Linked DNA regions of Mus musculus: region 1 is linked to region 2. A link is a loop called in an ENCODE intact Hi-C map of the cell type or tissue named here. Cell type or tissue: heart. All regions are shown on one strand. Links, peaks and the distances in the headings refer to the core of each region. The heading gives the core; the rest is flanking DNA.

What was found. A loop is a pair of places that touch in the nucleus more often than their neighbours do. Peaks named below come from ENCODE experiments on the same cell type or tissue, not always from the same donor. Only the 100,000 strongest peaks of a DNase experiment are listed, where the experiment ranks them.
Region 1: it touches region 2 in a loop (10-fold over the local background); 24 of 42 quality-filtered maps call a loop at or near these places.

Annotation. Positions count from the first base shown.
Region 1 is chr2:174,667,781-174,684,277 of GRCm38, reverse strand. The region is part of intron 3 of Zfp831 (zinc finger protein 831); the gene reads right to left. Among named protein-coding and RNA genes, the nearest start is that of Zfp831, 32 kb to the right of the region's middle. In heart, for the core only: CTCF peaks have their summits at 8,411, 10,114 (motif pointing right) and 11,584 (motif pointing left); DNase peaks (open chromatin) are centred at 8,427, 10,097, 10,467 and 11,287; H3K4me3 peaks cover 2,125 bases; H3K27ac peaks cover 1,070 bases; H3K27me3 peaks cover 619 bases.
Region 2 is chr2:174,483,783-174,500,279 of GRCm38, reverse strand. No RefSeq gene overlaps it. Among named protein-coding and RNA genes, the nearest start is that of Gm52540, 14 kb to the right of the region's middle. In heart, for the core only: a CTCF peak has its summit at 7,214 (motif pointing left); no DNase peak of the experiment used is centred there.

The DNA.
Region 1 (16,497 bases), core at 3,607-11,606, 180 kb before region 2:
TTATTCAATTTGTCTCCACCCATGGAATGGCACTACCCACATGTAGGGTAGATCTTCCCATCTCAGTTAACCAGGTCCAGAAACTCCCTCAAAGACACACCCAGGGATTTGTGCCCTAGATTGCAGCTCTAGAATCCAAACCCAGAGTGGAAAGCTTAGAGCAGACACTGAAATGTTCTTTCTTCTCTTCTTTTCTTTCTTTCTTCTTCTTCTTCTTCTTCTTCTTCTTCTTCTTCTTCTTCTTCTTCTTCTTCTTCTTCTTCTTCTTCTTCTTCTTCTTCTTCTTCTTCTTCTTCTTCTTCTCCCAGAGTGACCCGTATCACTGATAACCTGAAGCCTTTCCCTCTAGCTCAGCAGTAGCTGCTAGAGTGCTAGGTCTCAGTTGACACAGCTCTCCACACAGGTGCTAATCAAAAGCCACCGTGGGCTGAGGGTGGCTCAGAGGGTAAAGGCGCTTGCTACCAAGAATAATGACTGGAGGTTTATCCTGGGAGTCTACACAGTGGAAGGCAAGAGCTCAGCCATGGAAGTTGTCTCCTGACTACCTAACGTGAGCACACCCCAACACACGCACACACACGTACACACACACACACACATGCACACGCCATGCACACATGTAATTATAATTAAAAGGTGGTCAAATAAACTTACTGGATGTAAACTAGCCCATCTTCAAAATTTTATTTCCAGAATCCCAAATCCAGTCTCTTCAAGAAGCCAAACTCTGCCCCTTTATCGCAACTTGAAGGTTCTGGGGAAGACTCTTTCCAGGGTATATTAAGAGCTTAGATTCTGAGGGAGCTAAGGGCTGAGGTGGGCTTCATGGAGTAGCCATAGTCAGACCAGCATTAGAGAAAATCCTGCTTCCAGATTATTCTGCAGCCACTTGCCCTCCCATGTGCAAGCGAGCAAGCGAGCGAGAGGTAATCACAGGCTAGGTCCCTCTCTCCTCATCGACTATAATCATACTGTAAACCCTGATCATTTTTGTTTTTTCAAACTCCACTTAATGTCAGTGTGCATCCATCAGGGCTTGTTGCTGTTTTCCTTCTTTTAAAGAAGTAGTTTCCTTTAAAGGCTAAGTGCAAAGCCTGAAGGTCAAGGCCTCCCATTCGAAGAGCATCTGATCGTGAACTCTAGGACAGCAGGCACCACGCTGGGATGGGACACGTGTCCTTGTCATCCATCCTTGTGTGTCCTTGCTGACAGTGGTGGTGGGGAGAGTCTCCTCCTGGAGTTCTCTCACAGTGTAGACATCAATGGGCTCTCCCTGAGTGGTGGGTGACGGAGGACTGGGAAGCAGAAGTAACCATGAATAAATGATAGGACCGTTTCCTGGAGTTTTGATAGACGCTCATGCCTCATTCCCTGTAAACAATAGCAAGGTGTTTCTCTGCTGTTGTTGCTGTGCCTCATCGTATGATTTGAGGCTTCTTCGGTCGTTGGGAGTGGGAAGCAGCAGGTTGGGAAAGGCAAGGCCAACCATGGCAGTTTGGAGACAGAGAAGAGACTTTACTCCTTGGAGTACAGGAAGGGAGACAGAGGGGGAAAGAGGAAAGGCGGGGGAAGGAAAGTGGGAGGGGCCCAGGCTCATGAACAGTATGGAGCATTCAACAACAAACTCTTAAAGAGATGTCAGAGAAACAGAGCGTGTTCCTGAGGAGAACTTCAAAGCCAACCCCTTTCTGTCTCTCCAGTCACTGTCTCCAGGAGTGCTCCAATGAGTAAAAGTTTGCTGTGCTCAGAAAGACAGGAGGCCCAGGACTTAACAGTTCTGGCCAAAGAGATGGGAAGTAAACTGGATGGAATGTGACCTCTGGGTACTAGCGAGTCAACTCTAACAGTACTAGACAAAGTTCCTTCTAAGGGAACAGTCTAAAGGAAACTTCTTTAGACTGCCTGCTTACATTTGAACTTGTGTGGCAGACCTGCATGGTCCCCTTCTGATCTCCTTCCTTGGCACTGGAAGGAGTCACTTGCCAGCAGGTGTGAAGGACTGCTGGGTTGAAACATGCTTTCTCCACTTTTCTCTGCAGCTGAGCACGGTTAGCTGGTTTAGTTCCAGCCTAGGTGACCTGAGAGGAAGATGTGCCCAATTTACAAGAAATGCCTCTCATGGGAGAATGCGTGCCCTCTCCTTTCTCCTTCCCATTCACAAGAGCACCGACCTAACAGCAGGAGCGACCACAGCCATTCTGTGGTGTGAAAAAAAAAAAAAAAAGATCAGAGAACTAAGAAGGAGGAGGTCCGGTCCTCAGCACATAGCAGGTCCTGCACCATGCTTAGACCATTCACACCCCAGTGGTTATTTGTGAGAGAAACAAAACTTCCTAAACCCACTGTGCTTTGGGGTTTTATGAGAGCAGCTCAGACTTTATCATATTTAATTCCACAGTAATGCAACACATTGGTAAAAGCTCCACTGTTTGCCTGTTCCCCAAACACCACAACCTCCCTGTGTGCTTGGTGAATACGCTCTGTCTGATGGTCCCCAAATAGCAAGCCCTTATCATCATCCCATCATATCTGTAGAGTATCTGGACCAGCAACCAGCAAACCATAGTGTGAAGGCCAAATCTGATCTGCTTGTTTTAGTAAATAAAGTTTTATTGGCACACAGCCACACCTATTCGTTGTTAGACTCTTCCTCCAGCAATGCTGCTGAGGGCTTGCCGGGCAGATTACGGGGTTGTCTACACAGAAGATTGCCAATGCTCGACCTAAGTAACAATATGCAAAGGTTAGTGAACTTACTCTTTCCTTTAAACAATGTGTGTGTGTGTACCTGTGATGCATGTGTGGTTTTGGGCATGGGTTCACATGCCTGTATGAATGTGAGTTCGTGTGCAGACAAGACAACTGTCAGTCCTCAGGAAGTATCCACCTTCACCACACACGAGTGCTGTCATTACATCACCTCCACACTCCCCTGGTGTCCGCCAACTCTTCCAATACACTCCCTTGCAGACACATGACTTCTTCTTAGTCATTTATATATTAGTATATAGATATACCTATAGATTAAGATATACTACTGATCCTACCTAGTGTTGCTCATATGTCACTAGAACTTACCATACAGACTAGACTGGCTGGGTAGAGGGTCCCAAGAATCCACCTGCCTCCCCCTGTCCCCTGCCCATGTTACAATCCCATGCCACCATACCCGACTTACAATCCCATGCCACCATACCCGACCTTTTAAATGGCTTCTGGGGATCAAACTCGGGTCCTGGTGCTTCTTTAGTCAACACTTTACCTACCGAGTTAACTCTGGGTTCTAAATAAGACGATTTACACTCAGGCTTTGTGTCTCTGTCTTAAATGGAAGCCTTGTAAGTTCAAGACAGAGTTATCTTTTCACTCTCCCTTTCTTGCCAACAAAAGCCGGAAGCTGTTTGGAACTCCCTAGAGCAGTGTTCTTGACTCTGAAGCCAGGTGGCCCCCTGACCAGATCCAGACAGCAGCTGAGGTGGGGATTGCTGGAGGCGCTACAGAAAGCCAACCCCAGCAGCGGTGCAATCTCTGTGGGGCTAAGCTGTTTTCTGAGTTTTTCTTTGTTGGCCAAGGATGGCCAGGTAATTCCTGAGGCTCATCTTTTTCCATCTCACACACAAATGTGGGAGCCTCAGGGGTTTCCCGGGGACCTTGCTACCCACAGGAAGCATGCAATGTCACAGGTGAGCAGAGAAACCTAGCGCACTGGGGAGGTCGCCAATGGCCATTTTCTCATCTTTAGAAAGAGTCTCAGTAAAGCACCAATATTCTTGTCCAGGAGGAGGAGGAGGAGGAGGAGGAGGAGCTTAAAATGCAGCCGGTGAGATGGCTCTGTGGTTAAGAGTACTTGTTGCTCTTCCAGAGGACCCAAGTTTAGCTCCCAGTGCCCACATCAAGGCTCCCAACCACCTATAATTCCAGCTTCATCAGATCTGATGCCCTCCTCTGGCCTTTGTGGGTAACTACACTCTTGTGCACATACCCTACACACATACCCATTATAATAAAAACAAAATTGGAAAACAAAAAGTTTAAAGGTGATGCTAATAGGGTTTAATTGCCATGATCAGTCTACAGTAAATGTTCCATGGACAATAGCTAAAAGGACCCCAGATTTAACCTTTATTAAGGTATTCAGGACAACAGAAACTGGTGACATCAAGACTGATCAGTAAACAGCACTGAACTGTTAAAATAAAGATACTCATAAGAGGCCGGCATGGCTGCTGGTAAAGTTCTTAGTGTATAAGCATAAGAATTATTCTCCAGAACCCATGAGCAAGCGGGGGAGGGGGAGCAGAGACATACCCCAAGGGTCACTGACTCTATCAGCAAGGTCAAGTGATCGGCCCTGTCCTAAAGATTAAGGCGGAGACTATGAGGAAGACACCTGACATCAACCTATGGTCTACACACACACTCACACACACACACACACACACACACACACACAGAGTTTTTTCTTTTATTGAAAAAAGTTTTTTTATACATTATGTTTTGACTATATTTCCCCTCCCCCTATTCCTCTCAGGTCCTCCCCACCTTCCCTCTCTTCCAGATCCACCTTCTTTCTATCTCTCCTTAGAAAACAAACAGGTATGTAAGGAGTAATAATAAGATAGAATAAGATTTAAAAAAAAAATCAGAAAGGACAAAACAACCAAACAAGAAAAGGATTTAAAGAAAAAGCACAAGAAATGTAGAGAGCCTCAGAGGTACATGGGTTGCCATACACAGGACTCCCATAAACACAAAATCAGAAGCCATCATGTACACAGGAAGGATTTGTAAGGTCTTCCAAAAGAGTCCTGCATTAACAAAGAACTCTAAGGATGGCATTGACTTTATTTTTTTGTTGGCTATTTACTGCTGGACATGGAGCCAACACTTAAGAGTGGTTTGTGTCCCCAGTGAGACTTTGTGGAGAAAACTAATCTTTCATTTGCGAATGATTGTCAATTGGAACTAGCTTCTGGGTTATAGATGGGGTCGTGTGCCCATCTCTCCTTTCATCCCTAGGACTCCATCTAACACAGACCCACACAGGCCCTATGCATGTGGCCACAGTGCCTGTGAGTTCATACGTGCACCAGCCCTGTGGACACATTACATTCTTAATGAACGTTAAAATGGATGACTATTTAAAATAACACATAGAAGTAAAATTGACCCTAGACAGCTATGTACAGGGAATTGTTTAGGTGGTAGGTCTTCTGTTTATAGTAGAACAAAATGAGCCTTCTTGCCTCATATCCAGTAAAATCCCATCTGACTCTACAGACATGGCACTGGCCCCAGTTCAGTTCCACTGAGCCTCTCATAGCACCAAGACCAAGATCTCTCTACAAAACAAAAGATTTTCCCCAAAAAAGCTGCCCTCAGAAAGGAGGGCATGACCAAATCCACACAATCTTCCATTTAATAGGGAGCTGGCTCCCCAGTCACAGAGTGGTTCATACTGGTTGAGGGGTAACACATGCTCAGTAGCATTGAGCGTCATCCACTTTGGTGTGGACTCTGTTGCGCTCTACAGTCTCTTGCCAATGGGCTGCAACCATTTCTGAGTCCCACCACCATGAAGGACAACCGGCACCCCGCAGTGCCCCAAGTCGGGATGTGTGGTAGGTGAGTTAGGAATTCAGTGCACTTTGGATGCTAGATGCTCCCCCACTTAGCCATGGGCATATCAGGACACAGTCCCATCCTGAATGGAGGAACATGAGGCCTTCACGTTGAATCACAAAATGCTACTCAGAAAAACACATTAGACTGATATGACGCCAATGGATGCTGGTTTGGTTTATTCAGAGACATTATCTGACAAAATTAGTTTTGGAAAAGGTAATGGGGGGTGATTTTAACACAAATACAGTCATTAGTCCCAGACATTTGGGATACAATTATAAGCCTTACGTGTTGCTCTAAACAAATCTCTTAAAGACTGCCTTAGAAAAAGCAAAATGGAACATATTTTGTGAAAATTGCGAACAGGCATCTACTGGAAAAATGAAAGTGACTGTCCTAATGCCGACGGAAAATGGGCTCTTAGGGTAAGTCTCTATGACATTGTCCTCCAGTTCTAAAGGTACTAAATCTCAAAGAGCCGGGATGAAAGCAGAGAGCTGTTCTCTGAAAGCCACATTAGGTGACTCAAGCCAGCAGCTCTGGGGATGACAAAGACGTTATTAAAGACGCACAGTGAAAGTTCAGCTCAGCTGCCTCGTGAATGTGAGCAAAGCACATGACACCAAACTAATGCTTTATGTAACGATACTTAAAGGGGCCTGGACCACAAGAGTAATCAATTAAAGGTCAGAGGTGGCGGTTGGCCTGTTGCATCTACGTCTCTCTATGCTGTTTTAGGTTGTCCCCAGACTCTGTGCCTTCTTTGGGTTGAGGAAGAAAAAAAAAAAGGTATGGGGCCTATATGGTACATGACTCCATCTTGAAACTTACAGATAATTGGTGTCTTGGGTTCTCCTGGAGATGACTTCCTAAAGAAGTCCTGGGAGAAGTATAGATCCAGAAGAAACTAGAGGGAGATGGCTTCTGTAGGCAACCCTTCAGAGAGGTGAGAGCTATAGACAGGATATGGGAAAGAGCCAATCTGGAAGAAGGTTAGTGCATAGCATCTACTAAGACCCTTGCTGTGTGACCCATGGTGTGTAGAATAGAACTCACTGGTTGTGAAAATTCTCACTCTCCTCTACCTCTTTGGGGGTGAAAGTTCCCCCAACATGTGCTTCCCTGTGTTCAGCAGCCCTTCTCCACCCAGTGGTCCTTCACCAGACAGACACCCTTCCTCAGCACAGGGTGGCCCACTACCACCTTCCACCTGGTACTGCACACAGTCAGATCTCCCTAAATTAGGCATGCAGAGGCTTGGGTCAATGTTTTCCTTAATGCAATTACTAAGTTGGGAGGACCTACATGAGGCCACTAGAAACTACCGAAAGCCATCAGAGACAGCCCTAGTAGTCTAGGAATAACATATAGGGGCATTGCTTAAGTCCCCAGTCTGACTGATTTGCTTTTGTGCCTAAGTCTTTTTGAGTTGGATTTTAGTCGTTTGGTACCAAGAGCAGTGATGGATATTCAGCCATTCTCCTAACCCACAGGGACACTGAAGCTTCCTTAGACCCCAGAGTGAAGGGAGGCATATATTCTTGAATGTCAGTTGACCCCTAGTACCCTCCTGCTCACTTCGACGCTGGGATGAAAGATTTACCTAACATTACCTCATGGTAGACTTAAATACAAGGCTTGGTTCCCCCAGGAAGCCTCTAATGGATCTACATTTGAGAAACAAATCAGATTGATGGAATGAGCTAGTCTTTTCTAGAAATAGCCGTCTGCAGCTTGCATCAATTCCTCTGGCTTCCCATTCTGCTGTGCTCGCGGCCATCAATTCCCTCCTTATCGAACTCCTCAGACGACTGCAAGGCAGATCCTCAAATGGAGAGGTGGGATGAGGAGCAAGGAAGAAGGATGTGCGTGTGTGCGAGAGCTTCTGGGAGCTCAAGCTGTTGAAACCAACTCCAGTCTTGCTAACCCAGCTGCGGAAAAGGCATCGATTGACAGGAAAAGTCAACACAAAACCAAACAAAAGAGAAAGCCAAACTTGCCCTTCAGAGAAGTTTCCAGAACATGTCAGACAGGGCTCATTCTGAGCTTCAAAATGCAGTTACTTAGAATGGACTAAGAGGATTTCTCTCTCTCTCTCTCTCTCTCTCTCTCTCTCTCTCTCTCTCTCTCCCTCTCTCTTTTAGTTTTTTTTTTAAATTATGCATTGTATTTATAATGAGTCACTTCAATTAATTAAAATTAAGTACAACAGAACACAACAGATAAAAATTAATAGCAGAAAATGAAGAGCCTCCTCTGCCACTTAGGAACAGCAGCGTCGTGTGCTAGCATGACAGAGTGAAAGCAGAGGGTAGAAACCACGCATGGAAACCCAGCAGAACCCAGAAGCAACTGTAAAAGGAGAACAATCGCTTCCAGATGAAAACATATACCACCTTTCTCACTTGAGCCATGAACGTGTGAGCTTGTGAGAGTCAAAAGCATAGTCTATTTAACCCACTTTAGCAGAGGTAGATGCAGACATGTCTTTGGTTCTCTATGGTCTCCACTGCAACGTTCAACGTTTTAGGATACAAGGAAGACACAACGGGATTTTAGATTGCCCTTTCAGAAACAATGGGTAAAGCCTGGTGGGTGGCAACTATGATGCAGGAGGAGTTCCGTACGTTTGAGGCAGCCTGGGCTATGTAGCCAGATCTTTCGTGGAGAGAGAAAACAGGAAAGGTACGATTAGAAGCCACAACAGCTCCCCAGGAAATAGCTAGTGGACAAAGTAGGAATGCCCGTGTGTTCTGCTAAAGCAACAGGGTGCTATACTGGAGTCCACCACTAGAGGCATCAGAACACCAGGCTCTACCGTCAGAAGGGCAGGAAGAAGCCTAGGCTGGGTCAGGGCAAGGGGGTTTGGGAGATACGGGATACCCAGAAATTCCATCTTGGGAAAGATGCCCCCAAATCACAAATGTAACTTTGGATGCAAGTGACAAACTCGAAATGGACCCGGTTCAGTGAGAAGCTGGGAAGAAAGGACACATACCTATCAGGAGGGGACGGGTACAGACCTTTCTGGGATAAGAATAGAAAGCCCACCTCCCCCAAGTGCCACCACATTCCCCACGGGACTTCTAGGGAGTTGGGGGTGTGGAGAAGCAGCTGTCTTCCTATAGTCTCCAGGACCAGAAGGGAGAAAGAAAAGGAATTTTCCCCTCAAATCCAACCGGTGAGTCCCAAAAGAGGATACAGACAAACTGCGTTTGGCATTTGGCTCTCCTAAGCCAGATGCTGAATGTGTGGGTGTTAGATGACAAAGAGAAACGGCAGTGAGCCCCCCCCCCCTTAATAAAGATCTCTGACAGTAGTGTGTGTGTGTGTGTGTGTGAGAGAGAGAGAGAGACAGAGAGAGAGACAGAGAGAGAGAGAGACAGAGAGAGAGAGACAGAGACAGAGACAGAGAGAGAGAGAGAGAGAGAGAGAGAGAGAGAGAGAGTTTGAATTACCATCATGTAAACACTGGAAGATCTATTTACTGTCAAATTCTAGATTTTTCTCATAGAGACCAGAGCTGGCTTTCTCCCTGTATAGGAGCTAAGATTACCCGGATGATAGTTTGGTTTTTGCATTTGTTTTGTTTTGTTTTGTTTTGTTTTGTTTTGTTTTGTTTTGTTGGGTTTTGTCCTTCCTTCCTTCCTTCCTTCCTTCCTTCCTTCCTTCCTTCCTTCCTTCCTTCCTTCCTCCCTCCCTCCCTCCCTCCCTCCCTCTTTCTTTCTCTCTCAGTTCTGAAGCAAAGCTCAGTCCTTAGCAGCAGGACTCAGGTGTGAGGGACCAGAGAATCTGAGTGCCGCATGCTACTGCCTCTTCTGGGCAGGCTGCAGCGCCCGCTCCTCTGTCTCTGATTTACATTTGTTTTTCTGAACGGCTTTTTTTTTCTTTTTCTTTTTCTTTCTTTCTTTCCTTCCATGTGCTTCCTAAAAACACGGTTCTGAGGGAGAGCTGGGGTGTTTTGAAGTTGGGAGGGTGGTTGCTGACCATATCCACGTTCCTTCTCACAGGGACCCTCACCCCATCCCCCGGTCTTCTCTTTTCCCATCTCTCACCCTGCTCTCTGCAATGCTCAGCTTCTCTGGGTCTCAGCCTCCTACGAGGCCCCTGCCTATACTCCTGTCCTTATTCCTCTGGGGGTCATCATTCTTCCTTCAGTACATCTGGGTGGCATTTACGTGAAAGCAGCAAAAAGGAACAAACAAGCAAGGGTCGCCTGCGTGCTCAGACTGTAAGCTTCGCCTGCTCTGCAGGGGTCCAGCCGAGGCTGGCAGTACAAACCCTGCTGGCGATTAGCCTGCTCCTGGTTTAGCCATTTGAACTTCAAAAAATATAAACTAAGACCCAGCAAGGTGTCCGGGTTCGGAGCAGACCCGGGGTGCAGTGGAGGGGGTCCAATCACCCGCCGGGGATCAGGTCCTGCCAGGTCCTGGGCAGCCTGCAGCTCCTGCTGCAGTCGGCGCTGGCTATTCCTCGCAGGCAGCTGTAGGGGGCGCCGTTGAAGCTTGGTAGACGATTTTCCAGCAAATACAGAGTCATGCTTCGCTTTTTTTTTTTTCCCCCGGATAATAAATCCACAGAGCTTGTTTTTAACCCCCACCAGAGGTTAAAGTAGTTTCATAAAAAGTTTTTGGTAAATTCATGGGTAACTTTTTGAGGTTATGTGAGGTTGTTGTCAAAAAAATAAAAAGAAAGGGAAAGAGAAAAACAGCTTTTAGCTGTTGTTCCCTCTCTGCTCATGTAAGACCAGAGTCACAGGAGGGCGGATGGGAGGGGGATTGGAGCTTGGTGTTTTTCCAGAACAGTCCATGCACAGCCGCAGCTCCCTAGTCCCCCCGGAAGCCTAGCGATGGGGCTGGGGGTCGTGGGTGGCTGCGTAGGGTCTGCTCTGCACCCCAGCCTGCAGCCACCTGCCAGACAGCTGCCCCCGAGTTCCTGCCGGCGCCGGGGATGCAGTGCTGCAGTCTTCTCGATTTTTCTACAGCTCCCAGCCCGCAGACCCCTGCCCAAAGCGAGTCAGGGTGTAGAGAGAGCTGGTCGGGGGTCTTTGCATGCATTTCCCGAGTGGCAGTCAGAGTAGGGGTTAAACGGATTAAGAAGTTTATCCAATTGATAGGGAAGGAGACTGGAGGAGGCAGAGGGAAACAGCGCAGTTAAGGGAGGGGGCGTCGCACATTAACTATGATTCAGAGACTCAAATGCACCGAGTTCGTTTTTCATCTGCCTTTAGCTAGAAGAGAAAAATAAGGAAATTATAGAAAATTGAGACGCTAACATCCCTAAGAGCACTGTGCGCCCGGGGGTGCTTTAATGAACACTTAATAATTTCAAATGTTCGTGCTCAGAGGTGGCTTTGTCCGTCTCCAGCATGTCAGGTGCCTCGTAGCCATCAAAAGCTAATGCCTTTGGGCTGGGACAAAAAAAACAAAAAACAAAACAAAACTGAAAGTTAAAAACAAACAAACAAACAACATTTTAAGAGTTTTAGCAGAGAGGGGGCTATCTAGGAACCTATCTTTTCATCCACTATGAACTTGGGCACGACTCCCTGCCAGTGAGGATGGGGAGGTGGGTAACCTTGGCAGCCACCTCTGACCCCAAAGGCCATATCGAAACTCAGGTGAGGAAAAACATTTGGCGGAAACCCTCAAATGCGGAAGCAGGAAGCTGCTTGTTGTTGGAGCTGATTCTCTGAGCTCCCTGCCAGCATCCAAGGTTGAGGTGAAGGCCAACAGGAGAGGGGAACCTTGTCTGGAGGTTGGGGACCTTAAGCAGAGCACCAGTGACTTTTTGAGCTCCCTCTGGAACATCCATCAGAGATGTACATGAAGCATAAATACCCTAGCCTTCTCTGTGTCGCACTAGGGACCCAGTCCCTGGCAGCGGAATGAGACTCCACAACTTCTGGCTCACTCCTGTGGCCTAAAGACATCTTCTCTAGATGTGGGGTGAAAACGGTAGCGCCCCCTACTGTTTGCTACCCTGGTCACACGCTACAGAGTACTGTCATTTTGTAACAGCTCTCTGCCAAGACCTCGCTCCCTGTTGGACCTAGAGGATCCTGTGATGTGGGCCTCTCAGCAACGCCCCCCTCCCCTTGGAATGAGTCAGGACTTTCTAGACAGAAGCCAGATTAGACACTAGCCATACTCCATTTTACAGATGAAGGCCTGGGGCAAAAAGAGACAGATGTCCCTCGACTTAAAAACAAATGAATTCTAAGTCCACAAATGAAATTACTGGTTTCTATAACACCCCCGCTTCACAGGAAGCTGGGAGACCGAGGACAGCGGCTTCAGCGTCTCAGGTGCGCTGAGTCCAAGGCAAAGCAGAGCGTGAGAGCAGATGCTATGGCAAAAACAACTTCCATCAAAACAACCTTGCTCTCAGCTCCCAGCCAGATGTGGACACCTAACCCCTCTTGATGCAAAGGGATTAGGAAAAGGTTAGGCAGGTGGCAAAGGGCCATTAGCATCAGAATCAAACCTTTCCCATGACATCATTAGGGGGCTTAAAGGACTGAACAGCAAAGCCCCTTCTCCTTGGGATTCTGTCACCTAAGGTTGGTGGCGGATCACCTGTCTCCTCCAGAAGACTCGCTGTTTCGGACATTTTGTGTCTCAGATTTCTGCTAACACCTTAGTTAGAATTAATCCTAAAGGTTCTAACCAAAAGGGTCAATTGGGAATTGAGGGGTGTGGTGGTGGGGTGGATGAGAGGGAGGGGCCAATGGGGTGAGAGCGATGTTGAGGGCTCACAGCTCACCCTACCCTATTTTCTACTCTCATTTGGTTGCCCGGCCTAGCATTTCACAAGAGAAATTTCTAGAACAAAATTCAGGCTTCATTTGTAGTTCCCCTGGGAAGGGTGGTTTGCGGAAAGGCTTTCTTTCAGAAAGAGACGCATCCTCAAGATCTGGCCCCCTCCCGTCTCCATGAATACCTGCTTGTTCTTTTCAAGTAGCCCCATCTCCACTGACCTGGTCATTAGCACCGGTGGCACTTTTGCCTTTTCGATTTCTGGGGGTCGGGGTGGGGGAGTTCAAACTTCTGAACTGGTTATGGTATGGGACTCGGTAGGTAGAGCACCTGCCTGGCACGCACAAAGCCCTGGGTTCAATCCCAAGCACAGCACAAACACAGCATGATGGTTCATTCTGCATGTGGAAACAGGAAGATCAGAGGTTCAAAGTCGTCCTGGCATATGTAGGAAGTTCAAGGCCTGTCTGGGTTACATGAGACCCTTACTTGGAGACAAACGGGAGGAGACACAGAGACAGAGAAGAGAGCCAGCATGCAAGTTACTCCAGTAAACAAGACTCTTTTAGTGGTTGCTAAGGAAACACTTAGGATTTAGATAAACAAGTAAATAGTTAAGTGCTATGCATCTTCACTGACTGTTGTAGCATGTATAGTTTTTTTTTTTTTTTTAATCTTTTATGATTCAAGGAGGGAAGCAAGGCGGCTGGAGATACCCAGCAGCTATCCCCCACCGCCCTCCCTCCCACCCTCCCTCTGCAGTGGGGGGCTGAATGGAGAGGCCATGGGGACAGGTGCGGGTGTGCTGCAGACCTCCTGTTCCTGTTTGTGTGCCTCAGCTCTCCTTGTCCCCCCCCCCCAGCCGGTCTTGTCAGGACCCCTCATTCAGAAACTGAGTCATATCAGAGAGCTCATCGTTCTGCATGCGTAATGACCTGTTTACCCGTCTCTGTGGGCTCCCCTTGCCAGACCCAACTCTCCCAAAGGACAGGGCCATAGCGTCTTCTCATTTGCCTGTCCTCTGCTCCCACACACTGCCTGGCACACAGCAGGGCCCGGTAATTGCACGAAAACCTCAGGACTCATCTCCTTTGCAAAAGTGTCATGGTCCTCTAGTCCCCGAGCACCTTGAGGAGAGCCCACGACGTCTTCTGCCTCCCCATTCCCTGCTCCCGTTCCTTCTCCCTTCTCATGGGGCATCAAGACACGCACCTGCTCATAAGATCATGATTTATTGCTTTAACCTAGGGGTGAGACACCATCTCCGAGTTTGTACGGACAGGTAGAAGCATCCTTTGTCACTTGCCTGACCCCCTCCTGTTTAGGCAGCCATCTCCCCTTTACTCTCAAGAGCTCCACGAGGCCTGGCCAGCCATACAATATCTCTGTAGCTGGATTAAAGACAGGCAGTGATCTAGACTAGGCCTGAGAGATTTAGTTTAGGGAATTGGGCTGGGGCAACTATTGGGTCACAGAAGCATGGAAGGATGGAGAGGTTCCTTGTTGCCTAGAGACAATGTAACTGAGTCCAGTAGCCATCAGTAGAAGCCATTTTTTTTCCTATATGAGATGATACCTCTTTCCCTCCTTCCTTTTCTTGCCACCCCTTCTTATTTTTTCTCAAGCAAGTATGCATGGGTGTATGTATGTGCATGTGGAAGCATGTGTGCATGCACACGTCTGGGTGCACGTGTGTGTGTGCGTGCGCGTGCACACACACACACACAAATATAGACTTTTCTCACAACAGAATCTTCCTAATATAGGTATACAATATACAGTGTTCATAATAAGACAGTGTGGTGTCAGTTGGGGACAATAAAAGCTTTAAGGGACTTCAGAGATGACCCAGTTCATAAGGGGTTCACCCTCAAGCATGAAGCCAATAAAAACAAAAACAAAAAACAAACAACCCCCCTCCAATGTTAAAGACAGAGAATGTAAGGGAACTTTCTAGTTAGTCAGCCTAGTGACCCTGTGTCCAAAAAAAAAAAAAAAAAAATACAGTGGAGAAGGCTGGAGAGACTGCTCAGTGGTTAGGGACACATACTGCTCTTATAGAGGACTGGAGTTCAGTTCCCAAATCAGGCAGCTTTCAACACCTGTAACTCCAGCTCCGGGGGATCTGAGAGCCCTCTGACCTCCTCTTCCTCCTCCTCCTTCTCCTCCTCCTCCTCCTCCTCCTCTCCCTCCTCCTCCTTCTACTCCTACACACACACACACACACACACACACTAAAATTTAAAAAGGAAGGAAGGAAGGGAGAAGACAGGGAGAGAGAGAGAGAGAGAGAGAGAGAGAGAGAGAGAGAGAGAGAGAGAGAGAGAGAGAAAGGGGTTCAGTTGGCCATGGTGTTATACAAGTTTATCCAGCACTGAGAGGGCAGAGCCAAGTAGATGCATCTCTGTGAATTCAAGGCTAGCCTGGTCTACATGGTGAGTTACAGGACAGCCAGAGCTATGCAGTGAGGCCCTCTCTCTGAAAAACAAAACAAGACAAACAAACAAAGTGGAATGTGTGTGCACCTGCACATGCTGGTACACACACACACACACACACACACACACACACACACACACACATGCACTTTTAAGAAATCTACTTTCTATGGCCACTCTTCTCATTTTATCCCAGAAGTCCCTGTTGTGGCCCTACATGCCACCCTGATCCAGAAAGGACTGAGACTGCCATGCCTAAGCTCCTGTTTATGATGAGAAATGAAGGTAGCCCCATCCCAATCTTCACTCAGAGGCTCCCATGTTGCTGTTGGCTCTCTTAGGTTCCCAGGGGTGGGCAGAGCTTCTCTGAGCTTGCTGCCAGGAGGGAGCTGACTAACACTCAGGGCTCAGCAGCCTGCAAATCAATTAATCTCTTTTGCAAATTGCTAACCGGGTTTAATGAATTGGCCAGGCACAGAGGAAGTCCTACGTGGCTCTGTGTCCTTAGCAGTGACAAGACTGTCCCTGAGCAAGGCTGAGACATCATGCCTCTGCCGGAGAACAAATCAATTAATATTTGGAAGGAACATCAAATTGTACCCAGTAGACTTCAGGTTTGCTCAAGAGAAACTTCTCTGAGGTCTAAACAGAAAAGGATTCTTAGCAGCACTCTCAGGTTCCTACCAACTCTGAGGCATGGGGGACAGATGGAGGGGCCTGGAGTTTATGGGTTCAAAGGCAGTGTGCACCACACCTGGGGGCAGGGGGGGAAGCAGAGGACCCAGTTGGATGAGACAAAGGAGGGGGACAAGGGATCTCCTAATATGTTACTGGCAGAGACTAATTAGCAAGCAATTTGGAAGGCTGTGCTGAGAAGGCCTAGGAGGTAGCCCAGTGGTTACCCCACCACCAGGAGGACTGGAGTTCCAGCTCTGAGAAGGCAGAGGTAGCCTTCTGATCAAGTCCCAGGTTCAGTGGTTAACCCTGTCCTAAAAGCAAGGTGGCAAACAATTGGGAAAGAGACCAAACATCATACCAGCACCCTACGATCCCCCTGGAGTACAGAAGGCAGGGCCTGTGTGATGTGTCCAAACTCCAATTTCACCAGAGGATGTGTTGGATGGGCTGATGGGCTATCCAAACCTTAGCCTTATGTATGGTTTGGCAGCAATATAGAGGGAGCACACACCACTGTGGAAGTCACTTAAGATAAATCATTAATCCCCCCCCCCCACTTTTTTTTTAAAAGTCTCAACTCCAATTCCTCTAGCTCCATCTAACCACGCATTTTGTGTGAGCCCATAAGTCCTGCCGGCGTTACAGCAGGGACTGGGGTGCAAGGAGCAGTGTCATTTACAGATTCTTGTGTCCAGAACATAACTAGACCAGGGGCACGTGGAGGATAGCAAAGCCAGAGAAGTTTTATCAAGGGAGACACTTCTGAGGCTCGGTGGCAGGCACTGCTTCTGAGGCTCGGTGGCGGGCGCTGTAGAAGACATGGGCCCAGTTTGAGCTCCATTTCTGAGGGCACAGTTTCCTGCTCATCTGTTCCTGCGAGCCTGGGGTGGAGGCAGTAGTTTTCTGCCAACAGGAATGTTTTCATACCCTACTGTGCACCCTCCTCCTCTCCTGCTGCACACACCCATTTTCTTTCGACATTAAGATCAGACAAAAGC
Region 2 (16,497 bases), core at 3,987-11,986:
GAAATCAGCCGATTGACTCCCAGGACCCATTGATAGATTTGGCAGCTCGGGGTGTGAGTGGGGTAGGGAGGTGCCTCACTATATAGGCCTGGCTGGCTTGCAACTCTTTTCATAGACTAGGTTAGCTCAAAGCTCTGCCGCAGAGAATTTCCTGCCTCTGCTTCTCAGAATTGCCAGGATTAAAGGCGTGAACCACCAAGCCTAGCCCTGGTAGGTATCTTTTCAAGTGTTTTGTACCTGTCAATAGTTTCTGCCCAGTGTCCAGTGCTTACGATTACTGGCCTTGCATACCTGCTATGTATTGAGAAGGTTCCCTGAAATGCCAGCCCTTTGCGATATCAGAGTTCTTTAAGGTTGTCATTTTATAAAAATGGCAGACATGGAGGTAGCTTATCCAATAGTCACTTGCCACCAAGCTTAGCAGATTGAGTTTAGTCACCAAGACCAACACAATGGAAGGAGAAAACAGACTTTTGCAAGCTACTGTCTGGCTTCCACCCACATGCCCACCCACGTGCACGATAAATAAATAATCTTAAACTACATATAAAACACAGACCTGTAATCCTGGCACTGAAGAGGCTGAGGCAGGAGGGTAGCAAGTTTGAGGCCAGTCTGAGGAGTATACTAGCTTCATTGACAGCCAGAGTTACAGAGACCTAGTATTTTTTTAAATGTTGAGCAATTCTAATGATCAATAGGTTTGCTTTAGTCTTCTTACTGGAATACTATTTGGCAATAAAAGACGAAGTGAATCCTGCCATTTGCAAGCACATAGCTATAAGCGGAGAGCGTTAGGTTCAGTGAAACCAGCCAGCCACAGAAGACAAACACCTGATGATCTCACTTGTGTAGGAATACTTTTTAAAAAGAAAAATAGTTCGTTGACGCTGAGAGTTGAATGGAAGATTTGTCAGTGGGTACTGAGTTACAATCAGATAGGGTCAGGAGGGCCAGACTTAGTCTCCTGGGTGCCTACAGACCAATGTTCCATTGGCTTCAGAATGCTAGAGAGGGTTTAGATTTCTTTCAGTGGCAACTTGGAGGATCTGGGTGCAGCTCAGCGGTGGAGTACACCTGCCTTGTAGTGTAAGGCTTGGGGTTTATTCCTCAGTAATGAGGAAAAGTAATAGCAGCAAACTCGTAAGGAAATAAAAACATTTAACACTATGCACTGCACATGTGTGGAAATGGTAAACATTAGCCTATTCATATAGATAATTTTATGTGATTGTAAATTTTATTCATGTGTGTGTGTGTGAGAGAGAGGGGAGGGAGAGAGGGAGAGGTAGGAAGAGGGAGGGAGAGGGAGGAAGAGGGAGAGGGAGAGGGAGAGGGAGAGGGAGAGGGAGAGGGAGAGGGAGAGGGAGAGATGCATAAAGGCATCCACGGAGGCCAGTCGAGGACATCAGATCTCTGGAAACTGAAGTTACAGATAACTGTGAGCTATCATGTGGGCGCTTGAAGCCCCACATCCCCTCGAAAAGCAGTGGGAACTCTTAACTCCCGAGGCATCTGTCAGGCCTAAAATCATGTTTTTATAATATTTCGTGTGTTTGTGTGTGTGTGTGTGTGTGTGAATCATGTTTCTATAATATTTCGTGTGTGTGTGTGTGTGTGTGTGTGTGTGTGTGTGTGTGTGGTGCACATGTGTGTGCACATGTAAATATATCAGCATGTACATATCAACACAAGAGTACAGGAATCCGTTCTCTTCTTCCACAAGGTGGGTCATAGCAATCAAATTCGAGTCTTCAGAATTGGTAGCAAGCAACTTTGCCTGCTGGAACATCTTGACCTCCTACAATCATTAATATATAAATTAGTTTGCAACCCCATAGGAGGAACAACAATATGAACCGACCAGTACCCCCAGAGCTCCCAGGGACTAAACCACCAACCAAAGAGTACATATGGAGGGACCCATGGTTCTAGCCACATATGTAGCAGAGGATGGCCTTGTTGGACATCAATGGAAGGAGAGGCCCTTGGTCCTCTGAAGGATTGATGCCCCAGTGTAGGGGAATGCCAGGACCAGGAAGCAGGAGTAGGTGTGTTAGTGAGCAGAGGAAGGGGTGATAGGGGGTTTCGGAGGAGAAACCAGGAAAGGATTTACATTTGAAATGTAAATAAAGAAAATATCTATTTTTTTTTAAAAAGTAAAATATTTAAAACAATGTCTATTTTCTTGCTTCCATCCTCTGTAGAACCAAGTTCTGCATCTCTGTGCCATGCCTCACACTGACCGAGGTCTGCATCTCTGTAACATGCTTCACACTGTCACTGTTTGGAGTTAAGCACTGGACAGACCCTGGGCCACAGCCACCTCCACTTTCTACTCTGCTGGGGCTGGTAGCCAGTCAGGCTCAGGGCACAGCATCTTGTGGGTGAGCAGGAGTTTGGGGCGGATGGATAGCAGCCTGGGGATGAGCAGCAGTTCGTAGGGTGAGCAGGAGCTCTCGGGGTGGGGTAAGGGGATGAGCAGCAGCTTGGGGAGGGGTGAGCAGCTCCTGACCTACCATCTATAGAAGGTGGTGAGATCATACCTGCTGCTATCATTTTTATCTCCACCTGGGCTATATTCACTACAGTCTACTAGATAATCTATCCTACCTTCATAGTTTGTAATTTGTTGGTTTGAATAGGAACAGCCTTGTTTGAACGTGTGGCCAGTAACAAGGCCAGAAGGTGTGGCCTTGTTGGAGGAAGTGTATCATTGTGGGGGACAGGCTTGCTTTTGAGGTCCCCTATGCTCAAGCTATGCCCAGTGTGCCTGTGGATCAAGATATAGAACTCTCAGGTTCCTCTAGCACCAGGTCTGCCTGCATGCTGCTATGCTTCCCGCCATAACAATAAAGGACGAAACCTCTAAAACTGTAAGCCAGTCCCAGTTAAATGTTGGCCTTTTATAAGAGTTGCTGTGGTCATGGTGCCTCTTCACAGCAATAGAAGCCATAACTAGGACAGCGATACTTCCTTATGTCTTTAAATCTTTACATCATTTTATTTTCTTGTGGCTTTTATACTCTGTTATTTCTTTATATTCTGTTGGTCTCTCTGTTTAACTTTGATGGGTTTTTTTCCAGTGTTGGGCATTGAGCATAAGCTTAGGTAATCTTTGAATTACTGAGATTTGTGAGATAAATTGTTTTGAGTCAGGGTCTCACCATGGGGTTCTCAGGATCCACCTGCCTCAGCCTCCCAAGCGTGAGATGACAGGCATATACCAACACACTCTGCCATATGTAATTTTATATCTTGCCTGTAGACTTGCAGTTCATAGATTGGCTTATGAGGAAGATATATGTAGTTTTGTAAAGTTTAGAAAGCCAAGAAACCTGGAGACTATGTGGCTGGAGTTGTGCCAGGTGATGGAGGATTTGACAGCAATGTCCTCGAGACAAGCTTTGTGAATATCTGGATAACCAGCTCTGCCACTGAGCTCATCTGTGTTTAAATAAATACTTTAGATTTCTATAAAGCCATTCTTTTCTAAAGGATCTTCTGTTGATTTGCTGCAACTATTTTGTTTGTTAGTTTGTCTTCTAGGCAATTTAGTCGGATTTAAGGAGCTGCCGCCCCAGGCTAAGGGCAGAAGCTCAGTGGGTGCGCTCGCCCGGCAGGTACCAGGCCCGGCAAGTAATGCCTACAACTGTCAGAAAGTGTACTTGTAGGGAGAGGGGTTACCAGAAGGGGATAAGGGGAGAATGAGGACTGGGGGAGGTGAGCAAGCCACACTGACATGTATGTGTGAAAGTGTCGTGAGTCCATTATTCTGTGTGCCAACCAGAGGACATGTTAAAAGCCAAGAAAAAAGAAAAGGGGTGGGTGAAAAAGTTTCTCTACCAGAGAACAGCATGGCTCACAGTCAGAATCCTTTCTGGCAGTTTCCAGTACATTTCACATGCATGTTGCCTGTGAGACTTCTTTGTAAGGACTCATTGGCCTGTCTTGTCCTGTTTAGTGAACACTGCTGCCAGTGAATGCGTGGGGAACACGCATGGGTTACAGGGCTCTCTGCTTCCAGAGATTGGCTCCTTTCTTAGCCTTGGTACAGACGCTCTGTCACCTGAGTACACCTTAGTACAGGTGCTCTGTCCAGTCTCTGGGAGCCCACTCTATTCTTTTCATGCCTTAATTGTCCCACGAACACATTAAGTGAATCTGAACTGTAATTTCATCCTTTTTGGGGGGCGGGGGGTTGAGACAGGGTTTCTCTGTGTAGCCCTGGCTGTCCTGGAACTCAATCTGTAGACCAGGCTGGCCTCGAACTCAGAAATCCGCCTGCCTCTGCCTCCCAAGTGCTGGGATTAAAGGCGTGTGCCACCACCACCCAGAAATTTCATCCTTCTTATAAAGAAATATCTCTATAATTGTTTACTGGCTATAATTTTATATTTTTTAGAATTAATATAATAGTTTAATTTTTTAAAGAAATAACATATTAAGAAACTGGTCCTATCTCATAAAATGCAGTTGAATTTTGTCATGTTACTCTTCAAAAATCTAGAGAGATTGTCATCTAATTTGCTCATGTCTTATATTATTAGTTCTGTGGTTGAACCATCCTTGAATTCCAAGAATTTTGTTTTCTCTGAAACACCGGATGCTTTGGATGGTTCTGTCCTCTGTATTCCTGGCTTCCGCCACTCCTGCCAGGGCCTCCCCTCACCTGTACTCTGTCTGTCATGTCTTCCTGGAAAGCATTCCTGACCATTCCATGGAGAGTCCTTTACCTGGAGCTTAGCAGTTCCCTGATGAGTTTCTGAATCCGTTCCCTCCCTTACCAAGCTGTGAAGGCACCCTTCATCTTGAACCAAATTTAAGAATTTTAATTTGGTATAGAGAGACACATTTTTTTTTTTTGAGAATTACCAATAAGGTAGCCTACTTACACATACGTCCTATAACTTCCGTCTCCAGTCTAACTCCTCCTTTTGGTATGTTGGGGTTTTCTACAGATTTGTCGGAACTTGATCTGTGTTGAAGCTTCAGGAAACTCACCTGCAGTTCCCTTAGCTTAGCTTTTTGCTTCCTAGTCACAGCCTTAGGTTTTGCTCCTAAGTGTTCTTTTCTTCTCTATGGTGTTTACTGAGCGACAAATGAACCTTCTCTTTTTCATTTTAAAGACAGAAACATTACCTGCTTTCATTGGCTTTGTCTGGAAAGCTTGGCTTTGATACACTTTGATGTGAATTTCTGTTATTATTTTCTAAATGGTTCTTGGTTTCCCCGTTGTCCCAGTTGGGTTTTAGAAGACTTCTGGTATGATTTGGTTTGGTCTGGTTTGTTTGCTTGTTTTTGTCTTTTGAGACAGGGTTTCTCTGTGTAACAACCCTGGCTGTCCTGGAACCCTCTCTGTAGATCAGGCTGGACTTGAACTCATAGAGATCCACCTGCCTCCGCTTCCAGAGTGCTGGGATTAAAGACATGAGCCACCATGCACATGCACAGAAGAAGACTATTTTAAGACATCATCATAACTTGTAATTTTGTTGGATGTGCCCTCATCTTTTAAAGATTTATTGATTTTATTTTGTATTTATGTGTATGTGTGTATGTGTGTGTGTGTGTGTGTGCCTGTGCAAGTTTATGTGTACTGTGTGTGTGTAAGAGCCTACAAAGACCAGAGGAGGACATAGAATGTTCTGGAACTGGAGTTACAGATGATTGTGAGCCAGCATGTGGGTGCTTGGAACTGAACCTGGTTCCTCTACAACAGCAGCCTGTGCTCTTAACCACTGAGCCACCTCTCCAGTCCCTGCCTAAGGCTTTTAATATAAAGGTTTAGTCAGATATAAATCAGCAAACGATAAGATGGGTAAACCTTTTTTAAAAAATTCTAAAGAAAATATGTTCTGTTCCATTCATAGGCTTCAAACTCTTGTCTGGGGTAGCATTTTAACACGTCTCTCCAGCCGAAGGTTGTCAGTTTCTAATGAAAGTTCTGGAATCCTTTTCCTTGGGGGAGCTTTTGGGTAGGTTTTTTTTTTCTTTATGTTTTTGTGTGTCCGTGCTTGTAGAACCGTTGATTTCTTCCACTCTGTGTGATTTCTCTTGACTTACTGCCACCTTTGCTTTTTGGCATTATCACAGCTGTATATCTATTGTATTTTCTAATTTTAGGTTACATTTTAAAAAAAATATGTTCTCATGAGCTGTATACTGCTGAAATGTTTTTTAAAAGATTAGGCTGAACACTTTTGCTTTCTGATGGGTGTTCCAACAATGGTATTTTATTTGGCGTTCACAGTCTTCTCTCTCTCTCTCTCTCTCTCTCACATAAAGCTTTTTTGACTCAATTCAAGTCACCCAAGTGGCCATTTTCATAGCTTATATTTTTCTGTCTTACAACAGCTTGGAAGTATTTTTAAGGAACTGAAGGAAAGAGATTTCCTGCTACCCACTCTATAGCCATGTCACGAGAGCTGCGTGAGCTAATGAGCCAGAGGGACCTCTCAGCTTCCACACTTCACCCTGACAAACATAGCAACTGTTCTGCCTTGTTGGAGCTTGCTTCCCTTCTATGCCTGATAGTCTTTCTTCTGAAGTGCATATTCTTCTCATGCGGTTGAGCCGAGAGATTATTTGATCCTTCTGTTACGATATTGTTGCCTATATCAAATATTAAATATGCCATTCGAATGCCTTTCTGTACTCAAAATGCTACCAACCCACCTCATTTTATGATCTCCTCTGTTCCTCTACGCAACTCCTTAAAATTTAATAAATGTGGCATTTCATTAATTATACTTCATGAAGAAATTTGAAAAGGAGAAAGTTTCGACAGCTAAGCCCTTCTCTTTAATGAACGCCTCGTGCAATGTCCTTTATGTAAAGGTCACCATTAGTCTTGATTAACAGGCATGGGAAGTGTTGAAAGTTCATGTCAATTTCCTTCTAGTACTTTCTCAACGTCATGATAGAGAATTTGTCCCGAGTAAAAGATGATAGCATAACAACATAAGTTGTTCTCTTCACAATATCAGCTCCTCGAAAACACCACACTTTTAACAATAACATTAATAGCAACCCTCAATTAACTCTTATTAAGACAGCTCTATCCCTGACAGTGCACACAACATTGAGAGTTGATAACAGTAGTGAGTCCTGAGTGGGGACATGGATAGAAACCAAGACAAAGGACCTAACACTCATGAACAAGTGCTACTCTTGGTTAACGTTGGCTTTCCCAGCATCAGGGCACCCCCTACTGACTAAAGTCCAAATGAAACTGCTTGAACACCATCTCATGAATGCCCTGAAACATCACCAACTGGCTTCCCTGTGAAGGACCTCTGCCCACTGTTGACTGGGTCCTCAAGGGCTGTGTGGTGACACTTCAACCCTGTCACATGGCACTCAACACCATTCAACATCTGAAAGAACGGTTTCCCATGTTTCCCACCAAACATTCAGTCTACACCAATGAAAGGAATGAATCAAAGATGGTCAATAGAGTCCTCACCCTCTTAACCCTTCTGAGGGAGTGAGAGAGACCCTGCCACAAAATCATCCAAACTTGTTTTCTGATATTGTGAACCCTGTGTCACCTGGACAGAGTTCCCAACTATCCCCAACTTCTTTCAGCAACCTTCATATACCTTCCCGACCCCTGGGCTCTTCTTTCTCTCTAAAACCCCACAAAATACTCTTCTCCTTTGTGAGCCAACTAATGAATAGTGTTTTGAACTCCAGAGAGTGGTTGGGCTTGTTGTTTGTTTGTTTGTTTCAATTTTACCTTACTACAAATAATTCTCTGGCCTGCATGTCTTTGTTCAAATTCTGAATATTCAGTTCCAAAATTTCCCATCGATAGGAATCACCAGGACCAACAGGAACTTTTGAGACTTTTCTCAGCTCTTCACCCTCCAGAGAGATTATATCAGTCCATCCGTACTTTGAGTAAAAGTATACAGAAGTCTCCATTTCAACACACAGGCACCAGCTCTGAACAGGGTGTGCTTTGATTCGGTAAGTTCAGAAGCCCCAACCTGGTAATCTCTCTTAATTTGCATCTAATGGCTCCCCCTGAGTGGCACGCCGCTTCTCAGCATCTGTCTCTTCGGTCACAATGGTCTACTTCTTACTCGTAATTTTTCTTTTCCAAAAAACTTTAGTAGTCCTTAGTGGCTGCTGTCAATTTAAAAATAAAACAAGGCAAAATTAATTCTCTTTTGTTTGTTCATTTTTGGAAAAAAAAAAATGTTCCTCTGTGTGTACCTTTGGCTGTCATGGAACTCACTCTGTAGACTAGGCTGCCCAGAATTCCACCTACTTCTGCCTCCCGAGCACCTGGGTTATTCTTGCTTTTTCATACTTTCCCATGTTTCTCAATATATATTTGTCCTAAATATTCACTTGGGTCTTTACAGGCCTTTTGGCTTCTAGTGTTTTCTCTCTGTTTGATCTGGGTTGATTTTGTCACATCGCCTGGGGTGATCCAATGTGCCCCCTCCCCCAGGCTCTTCGCTGCCTATCCCAGCATTCCATTCACTGCCCCCCTCCTCTCCCTTTGGACCCAAAAAGCTGATGTAAACCACCTTTTTACGCCGGGCCACACGGGCCACATGGGCCACACGGGCCAGGCTGGGTTGAAAGCTGTTCGTTTCTCTCTGCCCATCATTATAATCCAGTATCACTGTGTTTTCAAAGCTGAGACAACTATTCCACGGTGCTCCATCCGTTGGGGCAGGACCTTCTCTTCGCCTTTTCAGAGCCGTTCTGGAGATCCTCTTCCATGTGGCCTTCTGAATCAGGGTCAGAATTGCTCTACCAGGTTCCTAGCACGTCCTATGGAGATTCAGTTAGGGATGATTGACAAGATGGAAATGTTCTCTTTCCGCCCAGTGGCCTGGTATACCTTCTTGTAGTCAAGTATCTTGGTACAGTCTTTTGAAAATGTTTCTGGGGCTGGAGAGATGGCTCCGTGGTTCAAGAGTACTTGCTGTTCTTGCAAAAGACCAGAGTTCTGTTCCCAGCACCCTCATTGGGAGGAACAGGGTGACAGACAGAAAGAAGAGGAGAGAGAGAGAGAGAGAGAGAGAGAGAGAGAGAGAGAGAGAGAGAGAGAGAGAGAGAGGAATAATAAATCTTTTAAAAATGAATTGCTTCTGATGTCTTTGATTTAGATCCCGAATGCCTCTTGCTAAGATTTTTTTTCCCAGAAAAATCCACACTTTGAACAGAATTTTGTATCTGATGTTTATGAGGGATCATTGCTGGTAAGAACTGAATGTGTCAAGTTTGAGGTTTTTCAATTAATTTTTAATAAAACATAAAAGATGGTGATTTGGATTTTTTTATTTAAGACAGAGTCTCACTCTGTAAATAAGGCTTGCCTCAAACTCACAGAAACCCACCTGCCTCTGCCTCCCAAGTACCAGGATTGAAAGCATGCGCCACCATGCCTGGCCATAAAAGGTATTTTATTAAGTTTTCAAAGAAAACCTGGTTACCCAAGTAATTTTAGTGGACACACAAATAATGGTATAGGCTGGTTAGTTGTGGTTAAAATGCAGACACTTGAATGCAGTCCCAGTGAAGGAACCAAGTAGCTGGTGTCAGTAACAGACATTCCGTGAGGCCCCGCCTTATTACAATCTACATTTAATATTGCTCTAGTAGTTTTGTGTTGTTGCAGCAACAAGGCACCTAGCAAAGGCAGCTTAAGGAAAAGAGACTTTATTTCACCTCACGTTCCAGTGATGGAGTCTGTCACGTCAGGGAAGGCATGGCGGCAGGAGTTGGGGTCACATCCCATCCACAGACAGGAAGCAAAGGAGCATGATGGTTGGCCCTCAACTTACTTTCTCCTTATTTATCCTCATGGGATCACAGCCCAGGAAATGGTTCTGACCACCTTTAGACACAGTCTCTCCACACCAGTTAACATAATCCAGGGGATATGACCTCTCAAGGACACGCCCAGACATTTGTTCCCATGCTGATTCTAAATTCCATCAGGTTGGTGATCAACATGAACTATCACGGATGTCATTTGAAGACAAGAAAACACGCTGCTTCCTGAATTCCCCCCTGGGAAACAAGAAACAATAAAGGAAAATGACTAAGTGTTGACTGTGGTCTTCGTCCTTCTCCATATTCCAAAGACCCTCAACACACGGGTACTAATGGCTGTTTTCCTTTAAGGTATCATTATGGAATTGTGGAGGTAGATCATTCACGAAAGTGCTTGCTTTACAAGCATGAGGTCATGAGTTCAATCCCAGAACCCACATAAAACGCCAGGGACAATAGCACATACCTATAGTTCTAACACTAACGAAGCAGGGACAGAAGCATCCTGGGGATTCCTGGCCAGTCAGCTTGATTTAGTCCGCAAGCTCCAATCCAATAAGAGACCCCGTCTCAAAGGAAGTGAGTGACACTTTTCAGAAAGACACCTAAGGTTGTCATCTGACTTTCCCACATGTGCACACGTATGAATGTACACATGCACCATCTTCATCATTGTCATCATCATTGTTATCAACATCATCAACACCATCATTGTAGTCATCATTACCTTTATCATTGTCATCACCATCATCATTGTCATCATCATCTTTATCACCATTATCATTATTGTCATTATCATCATCATTGTTATTATTGTCATTGTCATTATCATCGTTATCATTGTTGTCATCATTGCATCATTATTGTCAGCAGCAGCATCAGTGTCATATCATCATTGTCTATTGTAGTCATTATCATCACTATCACCATCATCATTAACATCATCATCATTGCCATCATCATTGTCATCATAGTAATCATTGTCATCACCATTATCACCATTATCATCATTATTGTCATCACCATTGTTGTCATCATCTTCATCATCATTATCATCATCATCATCGTTTTCATTACCATGGTCTGTTGGGAGCCCTCAGCTAGGATGTGCCGTGGCTTTTCCTCATTGTTAATGCAACAATACATTAAATGTAATAATCCATGAAAGGGGCTTTTCCAGTTGGATTTGTGTTTCATTTTGAGATCCAGCTCTTTGGAGCATGTTTTATTCTGTTATTCTCCCCAGCAGAAACAATAAAATTGTTTGTCAAATATTTCCTTGATGAAAAATGGAAGGGGAAGGAGCTGGGTATATATGCTGGTGCAACTGAGCATTGAACAAACCTTCAGCAGTATGGCCACGCCCCAGAGCTGGCTGGATACCCTCCAATTGATCATCTGGACACTTCCAATCAAGACACAAGTGGCTTACCCAGGACATATGGATCAGCATTTTTTTTTCTCTTGGACCTGAACACAACAGCAGTTCTCTGAACTAGAGGCCATTTAGGAGTAGGCACAAGCCTCCCCCAGAACCTGTTCCGTGCACCTCTGGACCCCTGCAGCTCAAAGCTCTGGTCTCCTTAGACACCCTCTTGGACCCAAGGGAGCTGGTGAGGCTGCTGGTCAGATCTGCATACCTGCTGGTCCTCTGCCTGTAACTGTGTGTCCTCTCTGGTTTGGGGACCTTCATGGAATGCTTTATGAGTTCCAAGTTTTGTTAAATAGTTAAGTTCGTTACCTGTTTACACAGCTGAGCCCCGTTGCCAAGTGAGACCTGGTATACTCAAATGCTATGGCTCAGCTGACTTCATGTTGAGTCCTCATTTAATCAAAACTGGCTTGCTGAGCAGAGGTTGAATGCCTGGAACTGTGCTAGGAACTTGTAAGGATACAGGTGCAAACGACAGAGATCACCTTTGCACATGGTGCAGCCTGGTGTTTTCCCTCTACATACTAGCTCACACCAGGTCTGAGAAGACCCTAAGAATCCTGTAGACCTCTGGATCTCTCCAACCAAGTTCGGTTTGCTTCGTTGTCTGGATGCTATTGATTGATATCTTATTTTTAAAAGTCCTCTTGGTACATTCCTGGAGTGGTGGTGGAGCAGCTAAATGGACAAGTGACAACAGAGTGACAGGTGGGTTTACAGCTGGGAGGAATGTGGTCTTGGTTCTGTTTGCCTCAGGTTTGGTTTGCTTTGAGAGGAAGTATGGGGACAGAGGACACACAATTGATGTGGTGGTTGAAATAAGAATGGGCCCCATAGGCTCATATATTTGAATGCTTAGTCTCCAGGGAGTGGAACTATTTGAAAGGATTAGGATTAGAAGGTATGGCCTTGTTGGAGGAAGTCTGTCACTAGGGGTGGGCTTTAAGGCCTCTCCCTCGCCCCTCTCTCCCTCTCCCTCTCCCTCTCCCTCTCCCTCTCCCTCTCCCTCTCCCTCTCCTCCCTCTCCTCCCTCTCCCTCTCCCCCTCCTTCTCCCTCTCCCTCTCCTTCTACCTCTCCTCCCTTTCCCTCTCTCCCCTCCCCCTCCCCCTCCCTCTCTTCCCCCCTCTGCTTGTGGATGAGGTTGTACTCTCAGCCACTTCTCCAGCACCATGTTTGCTTGCATGCTGCCATGCTCCTGTCATGGTGATAATGAGAAAACTCTAAAATTCTAAGAAAGGCCCCAATCAAAGGCTTTCTTTTATAAGAGTTGCCTTGGTCTGGTGTGTCCTCACAGCAGTAGATCTGGGATTAAGCAACAGGAGTGGAAAGAATACCTTCACACTGTTGCATCCCCCGTGCTGTCCCAGGTAACACTTGATTATTCAAAGCTTGTGCCAGCCCACTGGCAAAACTGGTCAGCCACAGTCTGCTTTCCATGCTGGGTATCAGTAATCCAATTGAGTCTTTTAGACAGCTCAACCAGATTTGCAATCACTTAGGAGCCATAACTGTGGGCATGTCTATAGGGATGTTTCTAGAGAGATTTGACTGAGTTGACACACCCTTAATATGAAGATCACAATCCCATGGGCTAGGGTCCTAATAGAACCAAAAGAAGGCAGTGAACTGGCCCTCTCCCTCTCTCTTCTCTCTCTCCCCTCTCTCTTCTCCCCTTTCTTCCTCTCTCTACTCCTCCTCCCATCTTTCTTCCCCACTTCCTTCCACTTTCTCCCTAGCCTTCCCTCTCTCTCTGCTTGTTGACTTGACTATGGACACATGACTGATACCTCAGCTCCAACTCCACACCTCCCCCATCATGATGATCTGTATAGCAAACATGACCCAAGGTAAAATAAACCTTTCCCTCCGGGTGTTTCTGTCAATGGTTTCAGCACAGCAGTGAGACGTGCAGGCCTGTCCCTCCCTATGGAAGTAACATGTAGCCTGTGCTATCGCTCTGCCCCTTACTTGACTAGATACACTCAGTGGGGCTCTAGGCATTCTTCTAACTCGCAGGCAACCACGCTCAAGGGTGTATTGATCCCCAGGGCCTTGGAAAAGAACTACCTCTGAGAGTCTCATTCAAGAACCTTCCTCTTACAAGGTAGCACCACATGTCAGACTGTCCTTCTGCTCTGGGGCTCTGACTGTAGGATGCTAAGTTATGTTTTAAGGTACCGGACCAGTCCTTACAAGATGATTAATGGCAGACCACTGACTTTCTTTCTACACTTCCTTCTTTTTATGTTGGTTCTTTGGTTTAATCTTTGTTGATTTTACTATTAATATTATCATTATCATTATTATTATCACAAATGTCTTAGGCTCATGTAGCCCAAACTAGACTGAAACTTGCTACACACATCAAGATAACGTTGGAGTTGATTATCCTCCTGCATTCACCTACCAAGTGCTGGAATAACTACACTATGCAACCCTGCCCAGTTTATGTGGTGCAGAAGACCAAACCCATAGCCCGGTTGTATGTAAGAGCCAGATTCTTCCAACTGAGCTCCACCCTCAAGCCTTTGAAATAGAGTTTCTGGAGCAGACACGGAACGTTTCTTCCAAAGGATCTCAGGAAATCCACAGCGTTTCCTGTACTAATGCAAAACACCACGTACCCTTTTGTATTATTGATTGACTGATTGATTGATTGATTGATTGGGGGAGGGCATGTGTATGGGGACAAGGGAATAGCATGAAGGTTCTCTCCTTTCATCACGTGGATCTGGGGATCAAACTTGGGTCATCTGGCTTACCATCAAGTGCCTTTACCCACTGAGCCACCTTGCCAGCCCTCGATCCCCAATTCTCTGAGTAGAATCTGCCCAGTATTTGTGACACTTCCACTAGTGCTCAAAACATTGCATGGTGTGGACCATCTTACCCAGTAATGAGTAAGGGCTACTCAGCAGGTCACACTGTCAGCAGCTATAGCCAAGGAGGCTATTGCTGGTCCAGCCCTCAGAATGGGAAGGGGTGGCACACTGCCCAAGTAATGTATTTGTGTTGTAGTAACACCTTGGTCACAACAACAACACAGTGATAAGAGGGTCTGACCAGGAATCAGACAGAAATAGCCCTGCATCCCTTTGCCTCTGCTTCTTAGCTCTGATATGGGAATAATGGTCCCTCTCCTCTTCATCACAAGATCCCATCCTGGCCACTGAGTGAGAAGATCAGCTTGGAGTCACTGTAGAGAAAGACAAGACACTGACTGGCCCCGGATGGTTCCCAGGCACTCACGTTCCAGGGAAAGGATTTGGGCCACAGGTATGAAAGAGGTGGCCTTTTGATCCTTTGAAAGTGTGGGCAGCTGAATCCTCTCTGCAAATGGGTCATGGCAGTACTTACTCTAACTGTCCCCAGTTGCCCCAATGGACACTGGTGTGTTAGATCTTACAGCAGCTCATCAAGAAAAGCATCATCAAGAGTAGGCCATACAACCTGATACAACTGCAAGAGTATCTATATCCATTCAGAAAAATCAGATGGACCCTTTCGGGATTCAGATAACAAATTATTACCAGCTGCCACCCTTACATCAGAACATTCAAAGGGAGCCTCTTCATTTGCTGTTACTGCTCTTATGGAAGAAAAGTGTGGCCAGGCGCCAGTCCTTGAAACTCCACCTTTGTTGGGACAGTCATTATTACACGAACAGTTTATCCCCACAACTGGTCCAGTAAGAATAAATGCTGCTCTTCCAGGTGGTGGTCAACAAGGTTGGGAACATTCCAACAAGCATGGGTACCTAGTTTGCCCACCACAGAAAATTAGAAGAGAACAAAGAAGCTGTTACAGAGGAATAAAACGCTGGCAACACTACAGCAGACCATCACAGAGGAGTCAAGGCCCGTCACGACCAGCAACTCCAGTCTTTTTGCCTGTTCCACCACCTCCTATGCAACCTCTTCCTCTTCCTCTAGGTATACCTCCCCCACAGTTTCCTCCTCAGTTTCCTCCTGGCTAGCCTCCACCAGCAGGATATAGTGCCCCTCCTCCAGGGATCCCACCAGCTCCTGCCAATATATCAACAGCTTGGGTTTCCTCAGTAGTGCAGACTGCCCATTCAAATACTATCCCTATAACACCAGCACTTCCTTTGTCCAAGGAAGAATTCTTTAGAGAGCAACAACTACTAAAGGAAGCGTCTAAATTTCCCTACAGTGGGTCATCGTATTCCAGAAATTCATACACTGACTCAAAGTCAAGGTCTGGCTCAACACAGTCACACTCTTACTCTAAGTTCTTCAGCAGCTCACACTCTCGCTCTTCTTCACGATCATCCCCATCCTCCAGGAGAGGCAGAGGCAAGATCTGCAATGACCATTCATGGTCCAGATCTCATGGATATCACAGATCTAGGTCAAGGTCCCCTCCCTTGATCTCATGGATATCACAGATCTAGGTCAAGGTCCCCTCCCTATAGACAATACCACTCATGGTCCAGATCTCCTCCAGCATTTAAGGAACAGTCTCCCACTAAACTCAATGTCCCTCAAGGAGAGAGAGGACGCTACCAGGAATGGGAGAGGAAGCACCAGGGGTGGTATGAGAATAGGCAAACGGCAAGCAGTAGAAGCACATTCTAGACCCTAGGCCAACAGAGAGGTCTTTTCTCCAGAGAGAATCTTACCTCTTAATATCATAAACCCACCCTTCCCAAGAGGGCACAGAGAAGACTATGTTGCTGGGCAAAGTCGTAGAAATCAAGGAGGCAACTACCCAGAAAAGTTTTCAACAAGACACAGTCACAATGCAAAAGATAATCCAAAGAGATAACTCAAAAGAGAAGGAAAGTGAGAATGTTCCAGGAGACAGCAAAGGAAACAAGCATATGTTGGACATCAGTGGGAGGAGAGGCCCTTGTGGAGCACCCTTATAGAGGCAGGGGGAAGGGGGTTAAGATGGGGGTTTCTGGAGGGGAGACTTGGAGAGGAGAAAGCTTTTTAAATGTAAATAAAGAAAATATCCAATTCCTTCAAAAAAAAAAAAAAAAGAGTAGGCCATACAAAAAGAAGCCATCTGAATTCACAGCCAGTCAACATGAAGCACTACTGTCCCTATTTCCAAGGTCCCCTATAGAGGCCTAAGACTTGATCTGGTCTATTCTCCTCCAGCATGGCTAGAGAACTAATTTGCCTCCACTCGGCCAGAGAGAACTGCCAAGTTCCACTGAAGAGCTATGCTCTGTCCCCTTTAGCAAACCTAATTGTGTTCTCACAAAGAAAATGAGTCCTGACTCACAGACTGCCAC